2 separate regions of the Homo sapiens genome follow, and region 2 is linked to region 1. A link is a contact called in ENCODE Hi-C or POLR2A ChIA-PET data. All regions are on one chromosome and are shown on one strand. Each heading gives the region's core, a stretch centred on a gene start or an enhancer-like site at or near the end of the contact. The rest is flanking DNA. Distances are from core to core; before and after follow the strand shown. Region 1 overlaps NHSL3 (NHS like 3). Region 2 overlaps RBBP4 (RB binding protein 4, chromatin remodeling factor).

What was found. A loop is a pair of places that touch in the nucleus more often than their neighbours do. ChIA-PET counts read pairs that join two places held with the same protein, here RNA polymerase II (POLR2A). Pooled maps may share reads with other maps.
Region 2: a pooled map shows a loop between it and region 1 (2.2-fold over the local background). The contact joins two enhancer-like sites. A Hi-C loop is called at or near these places in 1 of 50 pooled maps. POLR2A ChIA-PET finds 5 or more read pairs at or near these places in 12 of 52 experiments (A673, H1, HepG2 and 8 more).

What each region holds. Positions count from the first base shown.
Region 1 is chr1:32,768,823-32,775,897 of GRCh38, reverse strand. NHSL3 (NHS like 3) reads right to left here. Exons shown (of 7, transcript NM_020888.3): 5 at 6,112-6,225; 6 at 3,457-6,018; 7 at 928-3,033. The coding sequence ends at 3,011. YARS1 (tyrosyl-tRNA synthetase 1) reads left to right here. Exons shown (of 13, transcript NM_003680.4): 13 at 1-659. Among named protein-coding and RNA genes, the nearest start is that of NHSL3, 31 kb to the right of the region's middle. RefSeq lists a silencer at 2,596-2,890 and an enhancer at 5,508-6,423. Within about 2 kb of position 2,742, at least 4 of the 41 ENCODE cell types and tissues checked have a DNase peak (open chromatin) inside an H3K27ac peak, as active enhancers do.
Region 2 is chr1:32,681,611-32,688,685 of GRCh38, reverse strand. RBBP4 (RB binding protein 4, chromatin remodeling factor) reads right to left here. Exons shown (of 12, transcript NM_005610.3): 12 at 2,475-7,075. SYNC (syncoilin, intermediate filament protein) reads left to right here. Exons shown (of 5, transcript NM_030786.3): 3 at 4,304-4,428; 4 at 4,597-4,676; 5 at 6,826-7,075. The coding sequence ends at 6,836. Among named protein-coding and RNA genes, the nearest start is that of SYNC, 18 kb to the left of the region's middle. Within about 2 kb of position 4,350, at least 7 of the 41 ENCODE cell types and tissues checked have a DNase peak (open chromatin) inside an H3K27ac peak, as active enhancers do.

The DNA.
Region 1 (7,075 bases), core at 1,493-3,992:
ATCTCTCAGGACACGGAAGCAGCGGGTTTGGACTCTTTATTCGGTGCAGAACTCGGCAAGGGGCAGCTTACCCTCCCCAGAACCCAGGATCATCCTGTCTGGCTGCAGTGAGAGACCAACCCCTAACAAGGGCTGGGCCACAGCAGGGAGTCCAGCCCTACCTTCTTCCCTTGGCAGCTGGAGAAATCTGGTTTCAATATAACTCATTTAAAAATTTATGCCACAGTCCTTATAATTGGAAAAATACTGGTGCCCAGGTTTTCTTGGAGTTATCCAAGCAGCTGCGCCCCTAGCTGGGATCTGGTACCTGGACTAGGCTAATTACAGCTTCTCCCCAACAGGAAACTGTGGGATTTGAAAAGGAAAGGGAAGGGAAAACAGAGAACCTAGTGGTCTACCAAGTGGTTGGCAACTTTCCCAATGTCTGCTTACTCTGAGGCTTGGCACTGGGGGCCAGGGCCTGCCCCAGGGCTCCTGGAATTTCCCTTGATCCAGCTAGGCTGGGACACTCCCTAAATCAGCTGCGTGTTGTTAGCATCAGGCAGAATGAATGGCAGAGAGTGATTCTGTCTTCATAGAGGGTGGGGTACTTCTCCATAAGGCATCTCAGTCAAATCCCCATCACTGTCATAAATTCAAATAAAATGTCTGAACAAGGGTGTCTGGATGTGAGCTGGACCATCTCAGGAGAGAACACAAGTGTGAGGCAGCTGCTGGCCCCTCACCTAGTCTGGGGTTCCTTTACCCTGTAATGGGGGGTGGGGGGTAGAAGATGGACAAGACACCTTAACAGTCCCTTTGGCAGTACTAGGCAGAAGAGGCCCATACTTGGGTCCAATGTGTGCAGCAGGCAAAACATTTTCCCTTCTAAATGTGGGCCCAGACCACTGCCCTGTCCCCCCCACATTAAGAAGCAGTAGCCACAGCCAAGTTTCAATCATTTAATTAACATCTTTAAATGAAACACAGTTTTCTTCATGTGTCTCACTCAGGCTTCAGGGCAGAGGGAATGGATTTTTAGACATATCAAAGACTCAAAAATTTAAAGAAATATATATATGTATATATATACTTCTAACATTTTATGGAAATTAAAAATCAGAGGCTTTTGGTCTCTCCATTTACTCTAGGTCAAGCTCATTTACCCCAGAGGACAAAGAAGGGCTGCCTCTTCTAGACCCTCCCTTCTCCTTTGTCCTCTGTCCCACCCAGCAGGGAAACAAGCTCAGAAGATCCTAACAGGATAGAGTTCCAGTAATGTTGGAGGAGGGAGAGGGAAAGAGAAGTCAGGTTCTCTCCCACCTCCAGCCATTCCCAGGTTGCTGCCAGGGCCTGGTTTCATGCAGCTTTGACCCAGTCCTGGATCCTAGGGGGTGGGGTAGATCAGGAGCTCTGAGCAGAACAGTGCTCACTGATTATCCTCTTTCCCCAACTCAGTGGGCAGGTGCAGCGTACACCCAGCAGCACTCTCCACTGCCCACAGGCAAGGGAAGAATATTGATTGATTAGCTACAAGGAGAAGACAGTAGTGACTAGTGGAAAACACCCTGGAGAGGGCCAGAGGAACCTGGCTCTCACCACATCCCCTCTGTTCCCAGCCTTGGTGAGGGGGCGGGGAGGTCATGTCAACCTCTCTCCTTGGTGGTGAAGCTAAAAGCAAGGTTCCTTGCCAGACTCAAGCCCAAGTCACTGTTAAGGAAAGAGGATCAAGAAAGAAGCGGTGGCCCTGGGGGGCAGCCACGCTGCTGTGGACCCACAGGGGCCAATGGGGAAGCCAGCTTGCCTAGACAGGTGGCACAGGCTGAAAATAGAAAGGTTAACATTCCCGGAGAGTACAGTAAGAGAGGCTGATACCTAGGGGACCACCACCCAGCCTGCCCTAGAAGCACTGGGTGCCCCTCATTGACTAGAGAAGACTTGAGTAAAATGCACCTGTGGCTTCCCATCCTTGTCACTCAGCGTTAGCTGCCCCCAGTGGAACCACCTGTGCTGAAAGGCAGCTGCAGAAAGGACATGCACCGAAATGAGGAGAGAGAAAGGTCAGAGAATGAAGTGTGGAGGGCCAGGCCTGGGCCCACTGCTCAAGGAAGCTCCCCCCCTCCAGATGCTCCCTTCCATCCACCTCCTCAGTGCTTGCTCAGCCCAAAGGCTCCTGCCTCTGAAGTGCTGGGGGCCCACCCACCCCAGTGTGGTCAAGGAGGCAAGGGGCAGGTGCTTGACACTGCCAAGTGCCCCGAGATGACTCTACTGCTCACCCATTTCTTTGGGCCCTGGCAGTCTCCTACTTGTCCCCAGCATGGAGCACCTGGCAGAACTGGAAGGCAGGAGGGTGGTTGGTGAGTTGAGGCACAGGAAGGCCAATCCCCTCTGCACCTTTTGTGCTTTGGAATTCCACAGCCCCACACCTGCCCCCAGCCTAGAGAAGCCTGTGGGAACACAATGACTTGGCCACCTTCAGGAACCAAGAGGAGTAAACTGGACTGGGCAGGAGGGCACAGACTGGTCCCAAGCTATGGGCTGACTGCCGGGGATGGATTCTGCTGCCATGTAAACAGGCCCTTGGAATGCAACTTCCTGGGCCCTGGAGGATGGCCATGCAGCCACTTTTCAAAAGTGCTTTGATTCTGGACTATAGTATGTGCATGGTTTGGACATGAAAAAAAATGAAACTCAGGTGAGGTGTCCTGCTCCCAACTCTGCAGCCTCAGGGCCAGCAGGGGGCGCAGCCACCCTCTCCCGCCAGCTACCCACTTCAAGATGAGGCTAAGGCCAAGACTGAAGCGGCAACTGCCAGAGGTGAACCCATTCGGGAAAAGGCATGAGCGCAGGATGACTCTGAGGACAGGAGCAACACCAGGCTTGCATAAGTATCGAAGGCCGTGGAGGTTAAGGCTGCAGGCGCCCTCTCTATTAGGTTGTGTCTGCTGTATCCTCTCGTCCTTGGAGCTGCTCGGGTCCCTGAGATTGTGTTTCTGGGATGGGTCAGCAGTGCCAGTGAGGTGCCTGGTGGTCAGGCCAGCTCTTTCTGTGAGTCTGGGGGAGAAAAATAAGAGACACTTAGCAAGGGGCCTCCTGGCTTGGTTCTGGCACTAGGAGCCCAACAAAGCATACCCTCACCCAACCTTCTTACCGCTTTGATTTACTGACAGTGCCCGCAGCACTGGGCTGGACACCCTACACATGTTCAGACACTATAATGTAGGTGTCACTGCCCCACACTTTACAATGTAGCTAGGAAGGGTAGGGAAAGAGGCAAAGTTGGAATTCAAACACAGTAGGCCTGACACTCACACACCATTCTCCTCTGGGCCCCAGCAAGGGTGACAGCTTGCCCTTCCCAGGCATTCTCAGACCAGAAAAGTTAAAGATCCAAGAACAAATCCCCCATGGCGGGACTTCAGATTCCTACTTCCCATCATCAGCAATGGGACCTCACCCTAGCACTGCCCACTGTACCTGAGCCCGGGAGGCCCATCTTCTCCTCTGGGCCCACCAGCTGCAGGACACCTCCATTCTCCGCCAGCTCCCTCTTAGTCCTGTCCTGGGTGTGAGGGAGCCCATTGGTGGGAGGAGCAGTAAGGGGCTCAGCTCGAGGGTAACTGGGGGAGGCGGGTGGGGGGACTCCCACAGACGGCTTGCGGGCCACAGGTGGGGGAGCCTTAGGTGACTTCTTTGGGGCCTGGGGTGGCCGCTGCTCTGAGATGCTCCGGAGTTCTGCCACCAGATTCCGCTGGAGGTCAGCCTGGGTCTCAGGGGACACGGGCCGCTCCAGCTGCAGCTTCCTAGAGCCCTTGGAGAAGATGAAACTGGCCGTTGAGGCAGGGGACTGGGGAGGCCGTGGCTCTGCCTCAGGCGGTCCGTTGGGCTGAGCACTTGAGAGGCCTTCACTGGCGGCCAGGCTGCAGGCCTTGAGTCGGACCGCAGCATGGAGCCCTGAGGAGGGGGCAGGCACTGGGCTGGCCCGCCCTGACAGGGCCCTTCGCAGTGGTTTCTGGGGGGCCGATGGCCCCAGTGCTGGGGTGGGAGCCCCTCCTGGAGCACCCACGGAGCGCAGCCGCACCATCTGCAGGAGCGAGGGCGTGACCAGGGGCGCACCTACGTCCTCCCTGGGAGGCCCACCACCCTTGCTACAGCCCACCGGTTCCTTCTGAGGGAGCTTGGCCACATGCCCTGGGGCGGAACTAGCAGGAGCTGGGGCTGGCGGAGCTGGAGGAGGGTCTGGGCTACCCGGGGGCTGAATCTGCAAAGCAGTAGCTGAGGAGGACGAAGCAGCCGGGGAGCTGACAAGCTCTGGGGAGCCTGAAGGGCCTGCAGGCTCAGGGCTGGCCACAGAGAAAAAAGCCTCCTCTGGTGGGGGGAAGTCAGCCATGGACAGGTCCTGCTCCTCAGGGGCAGGGGGTGGGGGAGGGGGCCAGTTGGGATCTTGGAGGGGCTCCTCAGCAGTCTCTGAGGCAGATGGTGCCTCCACAACCACCTCTGGCTTCTTAGTGGGTGGTGGGGGTGGATGATAAGATGGGGGTGGGGAAGGTGGGGGTGACTGGTCTTTGGAGATGACAGGAGACTCCTGCAGTGGAGTCAAGGTTGTCTGGGGAGTGGGAGGGGACTGAGGACTGGCGTCAGTGGTAGAAACAGGCCCAGGAACCACAGCAGGGGCGGCTAGAGCAGGGGCAGCTGGGTTAGGGCTCCTGGGCTTGGAGGGAGGTGGGGAGAAGGGGGCAGGCACCTTGGGGTGAGGAGGTATGACAAACCTGTCACCCAGGGGGGTCAATATCTGTGGCCCAGAGCGGTCTGAGGGGGCTGGGTCAGAGGAGGAGGAACATAAAGACGTGAGGGAAGAGGAGACGGAGGCCCCAGGGGAGCGAAGAGACGTGACACGCTCTGGTTTAGGGGGCTGGGCCTTGCCTGGGGAAGCAGGGGGACCTGCCAGGCCCTTGGGAGGGAGGGTGGGAGTACCACTTTGGCTCGAGTATCCACTGGAGGGCGAAAGTGTCCGTTCTGGGGACCGTGGGGGGCGCCGGGAACCACCCGGAGACAAGCCAGGTACCCAGCTGTTGGCTGGGTTGGGTGGACAGGGTGCTGCCCCCGCCCCTTCTGAGCCACCAGTGGTGGGTGGCCGAGGCAGCTGGGGCTGCTGCTTACGCTCAGGCTTAGGGGGCAACCCTAATGGCCCATCAGGCACTGCTAAGCCCCGCTGATGGAGGGAGTGGGTCCGGCGGGGAGGGGGTGGAGGCCGCTTCAGCTTACGCAGGGACACACTCCGGCCAGACAACTGCCCACTGCTCCGAATGCTGAGTGTGTCTGAGGCCTCAGCAGTGCTGCCCCCACTGGGAGAGCCCCTCCCACTGCCTCCCTGGGGAGGGGGTACCACGCTATTGCTAGCCGTAGAGCTCTCCGGCTGGCCCTCAGAGCCACCCTTAGAGGAGAGGGTGGAACCGTCAGACACAATGGTGTCGGAGGATTGAGAGTGGCTCCAGGTGTCACTGGAGGAGGATGGGTGGCGGCTGCGGGGCTGTGGGCTGGAGACGGAGGAGAAGCGCCCCAGCGAGCGGACTGAGGCTGGGCTGGCCGAGTGCAGGCTGCAGCGGCTTAGTGTGCGCAGGCTGCAGCGGCCTAGGGCCACCACGTCCACTGTAGGCGGCAGCACAGCATGTGGAATCAACTTCGACAGGTAGGTGGCCTGGGGGGAGATGGACATGGCCGGGCTCAGGGGCTCTGCAGGCCCTGCCCCTCCTGTCAATCCAGGCACTGCTAGGGACATGGGCCGGGTCAATGGTGGGGCCCGGGTACCCGTGGACCGGCCAACAAAGGTGTCATCCCGGTAGACACGGTCAATGTGGCGCTGCAGCATGGCCTCTGTCTCAGCGCCAGCCTCCGCCTCCGCCTCCAGCGCCTGCAGGGACACCCGGGCCCCCATCCCTGAGGTGCCTCGGGGGCGGCCGTCCACTGTGGGGATGCGTACGGCATCCCGTGCACCAGGAGCCCGGGGCGTGCCTGGTGCCTCACGCTCATTCCTCAGGCCTGGAAGGGACAGGGAGGAGGTGGGGTCAGCAGAGAGGGGATGACCAAGGCTCCCCACCCACCCCACCACTGCCCTCCTAACCCAGGCCTCACCAAGCTCCTTCTGCACATGCTGCGGGAGTCCCAGCACAGTGCTCCGCCGCTCCCGCCGACGCCGCCCTGACTTTCCAGATTTGGGAAATGAGTCATGGGGTCGGAAGGTGGAGCCTGGGGGCCAGTCGTGGGAGAAAAACTGTTAGAGCAAAGGACTCCAGGCACATTCTGCAGGGCACTACTTTTGTAATAAGAGCTCTGCGAGAAATGGTTTCCACAGTCAAGTAGGTATGGGCAAGGCTAGGTTAAACAAAGCTAGAGGCTTCTTTCTGTAAGACTAAGGCTACTAAGTCAATGATGGTAATTTCCCTTTAGTGATAGCTTACTATTTAGTAAACATATTATTACGTGTTAGTCGTCATTCTAAACATTTGGCATTCATTCCAATAGGGTACTTATCCTCATTTTTATAGAACATCAAACAGAAGTTCAGAGAGGTTAAGGGTTTTCCCAAGGTCACACAGCTGGCACTAGTTAGTTACACCAGGCTTCCAACAGTTAAGATTTTCTAACTCTTTTTTTATTTTTTTTTTGAGATGGAGTCTCACACTGTCGACCAGGCTGGAGTGCAGTGGTGCAATCTCGGCTCACTGCAAGCTCCACCTCCTGGGTTCACGCCATTCTCCTGCCTCAGCCTCCCAAGTAGCTGGGACTACAGGCACCCGCCATCAGGCAAGGCTAATTTTTTGTATTTTTAGTAGAGACGGGGTTTCATTCACCGTGTTAGCCAGGATGGTCTCGATCTCCTGACCTCGTGACCCGCCCACCTCGACCTCCCAAAGTGCTGGGATTACAGGCGTGAGCCACCGCACCCGGCCGCCAAGATTTTCTAACTCTTAACTGCTTTATAGTTAGTGTGTATCACGAATGTGCAAGAGGACACAGGGTACTGTGTTTCCCGAATTCATTGAATCAGAGAGCCTGGTGAAACACTGGATAAGGAGGAAAAGAAGCTACAGATGCT
Region 2 (7,075 bases), core at 3,101-5,600, 89 kb after region 1:
GAACCCGCAAGGTGGAGGTTGAGATCGCGCCACTGCACTCCAGCCTGGGCGACAAAGACTCCGCCTTAAAAAAAGTTTGTACTCCAGAAGGAAGCATAACAGACAAAATGAATGTATTTCGTAAAATCTAAGCACTGTTGATTTTAACATGCATCCTGATCAGAGATGTTAAAATGTGGCAGTCTTGGCATCAATTAAACATATTTCAATGTTATAAGCACTGTAATAGCTGTAGTGATAAGGCACTGTCCTGATGAAAACAGGCATGACTACCCCAGCCTGGGCAAAAGAGGGGACATTTCATAGATCAACAATAGCTAGTATGTACTTGAAGTTCTTTACACAAAATAATTCCTTTAGTCCTTACATCTCTATGAGTTAGGTATAAGGCATTTGAAAAATAAGAAGACAGAGGTAAGGCAGAGCAGTGATTTGCCCAGGGTTAGGCAGCTTGAGAGTGATGGAGCGAGGATGTAACTCCTGAACAATCTAGCTTGAGTCCATACTCAGGCTCTTCAAGATGCTGGAGCTGAACCTTAAGAATGAATTCATGCCAGGAGCAGTGGCTCACACCTGTAATCCCAGCACTTTGGGAGGCCGAGGCAGGTGGATCACCTGAGGTCAGGAGTTCAAGACCAACCTGACCAATATGGTGAAACCCCGTCTCTACTAAAAATACAAAAATTAGGCCGCCTGTAGTCCCAGCTACTTGGGAGGCTGAGACAGGAGAATCACTTGAACCCAGGAGCTGGAGGTTGCAGTGAGCCAAGATGGTGCCAGCGCACTCCAGCCTGAGCGACAGAGCAAGACTCCATCTCAAAAAATAATAATAATAATAATAATAATAATAATTCACTGGGCAGGTAAGGGAGAGGTCTTCCAGACAGAGGGAACAGCTCATACAAAAGCATGGAAACACAAAAAGACATGTTTTGGGAAGTGAGCTTAGTGGTGGAATCACAAGGAATGTTAACTAGATCCAGCTGGGACTAAACATTTTTTTCTTTTTTTTTTTGAGACGGAGCCTCGCTCTGTCTCCAGGCTGGAGTGCAGTGGCGCAATCTTGGCTCACTGTAACCTTTGCCTCCCGGGTTCAAGTCAATTCTCCTGCCTCAGCCTCCTGAGCAGTTGGGACTACAGGCGTGTGCCACCATGCCCAACTAATTTTTGTATTTTTAGTAGAGATGGGGTTTCACCACGTTGGCCGGGATGGTTTTGATCTCTTGACCTCGTGATCCACCTTGGCCTCCCAATGTGTTGGGATTACAGGCGTGAACCACCGTGCCTGGCCTACTAAACACTTTTATGGTTTTTTTTTTTTTTTGAGATGAAGTCTCGCTCTTGTCCCCCAGGCTGGAGTGCAATGGCACGATCTCAGCTCATTGCAACCTCCGCCTCCCAGGTTCAAGCAATTCTCCTGCCTCAGCCTCCCGAGTAGCTGAGATTACAGGCACCTGCCACCACGCCCGGCTAATTTTTTGTATTTTTAGTAGAGGCTGGGTTTCACCATGTTGGCCAGGCTGGTCTCGAACTCCTGACCTCAGATGATCCACCCGCCTCAACCTCCCAAAATGCTGAGATTACAGGCATGAGCCACTGTGCCTGGCCAGTTTTATGTATTCTTTAGACTAGTGGTTTCCAAAACTAAAGTTTTCTCTAAAGCTGTGGACCTTCTCCCCCAGATAATTTTACATAGAATGCAATATATAAAGCAGTTAAAAGCGGAGTTATTCTCTAACGGAAAAGTACCAAGGGCACTCCAATTTGGCCAGCTTTTGGGGTTGCACAGAAAAGTTTGAGAACCACTAAAAAGCCTGTTACCTTGAGTATGAGCTCTAAGCCAATGGCAAATCCTGGCTCTATCACTAAGTTGGAAACTTTGGACAAATTACTTAAGCTCTGTGGCTCAGCACCCTCACATGAAACATGAGATTAATAATACTCCCATATCCATAGGGTTGCAAGGAATGAACTAGTAAGCCACTTTCCCACAATTCCATGACTATACATTGATTAGACCTCTTCTTCCCCTTTAACTCTTTACTCATCCTTTAAACCCATTTCCCTTCTTCCTGAAGTTTCCCGATATCCTTAGTGTGCGACAGATAACCCTCCTGTTTCCACAGCACCTGTTACTTTATACTACTATTGCTGTAGCAGTTCCCCTTTTCCTGAGTTGGGGAATGTATCCTTTCTTTGTCTTTGTCCTATGTAGAAAATTAAAACTGGCAATGCTGTCAATGCAAGTGCTGGGGCAACTGTAGACAGACATGTCCTGGCCCTTGAGAAATTAGTATCTAGGTAGAAGGCAGCAGAAAACAAGGGACTGGCTGTCTAGGTGAAAAAAGTGGCAGGAACACAGGCACACAGATCTGAGTTGTTAGGCTAGAGTAGTGCTGTCTATCACTGCAAGCAAGCCACAGATGTCATTTTAAATGTTCTGGTAGCTCTATTAAAAAAAGAAACAGATGAAATTAACTTTAATGCATTTTATTTAACCCAACACATATATTTCAACATGTAATCAGTATCAAATATTTTTGACATATTTTACATTTTGTGTGCTGTCTTAGAAATCTGCTGTGTATTTTACACTTACATTACATCTCAATTGAGACTAGTCATATTTCAAATGAGTCCTATGTGACTAGTGACTTCGGTACTAGTAGTCCAGGGCTAGAGGAAAATGTTCATACGGAAGAGTAACAGAGGTTCAAGTTGGAGGTAGGGGTCAAACTAGAGGGGGTCTGAATGCCACTAAAGAAAGTGGAAAGCCTTTGAAGGATTTTGAGTTGATTGTAAAGTTAATCTAGTGGTTAACACAGGATTAAGAGACCATCCTTAATGCCACTGTAGCAATCCTTCCTTCATTTCATTGAGGCTGTTCCACTCTGTCACAGCTTATCACTGGTGGTGCAGACTGCTTTTCCAAGCATGTACTTTTGTACCTTACCAACGGGTCTGGTAGGTAGTGAGGACTGAGCAATCAGGACAGCAGTATGCAGATGCTTCCCTCTTCAGATGACACACTCTTAGGCATGGCTGGGCACTAAAAAAGGTCCTTTGACAATGTTGGTGAAAGCTGAGATTCAGCCAGAGTATCAAACAGTGCGGATTGATGTGCCACAGGTACAATGTCAAGTATGACTCAGAGGACAAATTATCTAGATCCTTCTAATAATAGCATGTACCCCAACAACTGGATTCCTTAGTATTCTTCAAAATCTGAGGTAAAATCACTCTCGCTTTAAAAGATACCAACTTCACCCCTTCCTCTCTTCCCAACTCCCTCCTGCTTCCTTAAGGATCCATGCCAGCTAGCAGGTAAACCAGAGACTGACTTGCTGACATCTTCCTTACCTTATTCCTCAGGTATACATCCTAGGCAGGGAAAATTTACAGAATGCATCCCAGCCTGATTCTGGAAGAATGAGAAAGTTATCTGAGGGCTCCCAAGGGCCTCCTGTGCATACCATCTTTATCTTCCAACTTAGAACTAACCAAATTCAGTCTTTTTGTGTAATGAAAAAAGGATAAGCTGGGCACAGTGGCTCACACCTGTAATCCCAGCACTTTGGGAGACCGAGGCGGGAGGACTGCTTGAGCCCAGGAACAAGACCAGCCTGGGCAACATAGCGAGACCCTGTCTCTATACAAAAATAAAGAAGAAAAAAGGATGCAGGAAATTAGCAATAGGATAGCCAACACCCTCACTAAAGCATCAATTTCCATATGATGTTAAGTACCAGGTAGAAATCTCTCTGACTTTAAGGAGCTTTGGACACAAAAACTTTTCCTTAAACAAGCCATTTATTTTCTAAACATGGACTTCCACTAGTTGTGTAACTCTCCTAGAATTCTAGCCAATATTTAATAATTGTTGCCACACTTTTGTATTTCAACTTAAGTATTTTATATTATTAAAAACTACCAATTATCTTAACAAACCTGCACATGGAGGGAGAGGTATATGAAACTCAGCCCACTAACTAGACCAAAATCCTCCTCAATGACACTAAGGTTGTAATACTAAAAAGTCCCAATCACCCTCCCAGGATTCTATTAAAGCAAGCTGTGGTTAACAGACAAGATGCCTTTTTCGTCATCATTTTCAAAAGCATTGTCACTTTTTTTCCAAGACACAACTTCTTTGAACCTGTTTCATAACCTATCATATAAATACCAGCCTCAATACTGCTATCAAGATTAAACAATGAACAAAAAAGTGTTTTATAAGTAAGAGTGGACAATGTGAGTTTTTATTGTTTGGCTCATTAGAAATGTTCTTGGCCATCTCATGCAGGAACAGCTGGAGGAAATGGAAGAACGCCAGAGGCAGTTAAGAAATGGGGTGCAACTCCAGCAACAGAAGAACAAAGAGATGGAACAGCTAAGGCTCAGTCTTGCTGAAGAGCTCTCTACTTATAAGTCAGTTTCTGCTGCTATACAAATCTCATCTAATACTGGCTGAGGGGATGGTGGGAGGGCTTAGGGAAAATTTTACCTTAGAATCAAAAACAAAAAGAGGATTTGGGAAATGATTTTCAAATTGTGCTTATCCAAAAACACATGGAAAATGGCTCTCTCTTTTTAAAGGGCTATGCTACTACCCAAGAGCCTGGAACAGGCTGATGCTCCCACTTCTCAGGCAGGTGGAATGGAGACACAGTCTCAAGGTGATCTTTGTGAAGAGAAGAGTGGTGTTTGCATTGTTACTGCTTTCCTAACAATACTAATTAATGCCTTAAAAACAGGCCGGACGGGGTGGCTCACGCCTGTAATCCTAGCACTTTGGGAGGCTGAGGAGGGTGGATCACCTGGAGTCAGGAGTTCAAGACCAGCCTGGCCAACATGGCAAAACTCCATCTCCACTAAAAATACAAAAATTAGCCGGGCATAGTGGCAGGCACTTATAATCCCAGCTACTCAGGAGGCCAAGGCAGGAGAATCGCTTGAACCAGGAGGCAGAGGTTGCAGTGAGTCAAGATCACAATACAGCACTCCAGCTTGTACAACAGAGTGAGACTGCCTCAAAACAAAACAAAAACCCAAAAAACAAAAACAACAAAAAACCCTTGTGTGCCTAATGACAAGGGGATAACCCAAACCTCCAAAACGCCTGAGTCAGGCATTCAGAGTTCATTTGGAATGTTTGTTTCTAGTAGGACTCAAAATATGCCCTGATTATCACCATGAATTCTGTGGCATCTAGGCTTTGGGCATCTTGTTTCCTCATCCTACCCTACCCACCTGCTATTCTCAGTTTTCCTTATAATAGCAGAGAAAGCAGTTGTGCTATCAAAAATAATAAACATATCTATCCATTAAGTTCCTTATATAATATTCAAAGGCTGTGGTTTTGGGTGGAAGCAGAGATGTTCATGTTACACAGACTTACTCTTTTTTTTTTTTTTTTTTTTTGAGACGGAGTCTTGCTCTGTTGCCAGGCTGGAGTGCAGTGGCGTGACCTCTGCCTCCCGGGTTCAAGCGATTCCCCTGCCTCAGCCTCCCAAGTAGCTGGGATTATAGGCACGCACCACCACGCCTGGCTAATTTTTTTGTATTTTAGTAGAGACGGGGTTTCACCATGTTGGCTAAGATGGTCTCATCTCCTGACCTTGTGATCCACTTGCCTCGGCCTCCCAGAGTGCTGGGATTTCAGGTGTGAGCCACCATGCTTGGCCTAAACAGACTTAACTTTTAGACACTGACAAAACTGAAGGCATCTTTCTGACCAATCACCTACTCAGGATCCCTCCCCCAATGTTTTACCAGTATATTCTGATAAAAGTTCTAGAGTCCGTGAAAGAAACTAAGGATAAAAGAAAGTCCGTGTCAAGTTGTACATTATACAGATGCCTATAAATTTTATTCATTTCCTAAGCTTACATCAAATTCACAACTTTCTTTTTTTTTTGAGACAGTCTCGCTCTGCCACCCAGGCTGGAGTGCAGTGGCACGGTCTCAGTTCACTGCAACCTCCACCTCCTGGGTTCAAGTGATTTTCCTGCCTCAGCCTCCTGAGTAGCTGGGACTACAGGAGCATGCCACCACGGCCAGCTAGTTTTTGTATTTTTAGTAGAAACGGGGTTTCACCATCTTGGCCAGGCTGGTCTTGAACTCCTGACCTTGTGATCCACGTGCCTCAGCCTCTCAAAGTGCTGGGATTACAGGCGTGAACCACCGCGCCTGGCCCACAAGTAACTATTGTTGCTTTTTCTAATTTTCTAGGATTTTATTTTTTTAAATTTCTTTTTAGTAGAGATGGGGGGTCGGGTCTTGCTATTTTGCCCAGGCTGGAGTAGTGGCACGATCTTGGCTCACTGCAACTCTGCCTCCTGGGTTCAAACAATACTCCTGCCTCAGCCTGCTAAGTAGCTGGGATTACAGGCATAAGCCATCACACCCAGCCTTGAGGATTTTCTTATACTGTGTTTGAATCCACATGACTGATAATATGCTTAATGTTTGAGAAATTATAACCTTGCAATTGAGGTTAATGATCTACTAACTACCTTTGTGTTGATCAGATTGTGTACAATCTGGAAAAGACAACGACTAATCCAAAGAAATGAAACTACAGAATTTCAGGCATTGTAATTATACCTGTAAGAAGTTAACCTAGCAGAGAAAACGTTTAACTATCCCTCCCATCACCATCACCATTCATTCTATTTGACAAACAGGAGGCATCCAAATATTTGCTAGGGGAAAGTCATCCCTGATCATCCATAAATCACACTGTAACAATCTCTTCTCAACAAAGCCTGCAGTAACTAAACCTCAGAAGTTCACTGTTATAAACTTTTTCTTTCAACTTTACAGGGGCTGTTTAGAAATATATGGCCAAATCTGTAACCCGGAAACAGCAAAAAACTTCTTAGCAAAGGATCACTAAGTACCCTTTGGATGTACTCTTCCAACCAGACAAGAGTGCCAGAAACTTGGCAAGCAATTCATCCTGTGGAAGTTGCAAATACTGGCTGACCTGCTTAAAAAGATTCTAGAGTTGGCCGGAGGCAGAACATGTCAACTCTTTGCTGGATTCTATTTCATCTGCTGTTGATACTGATCT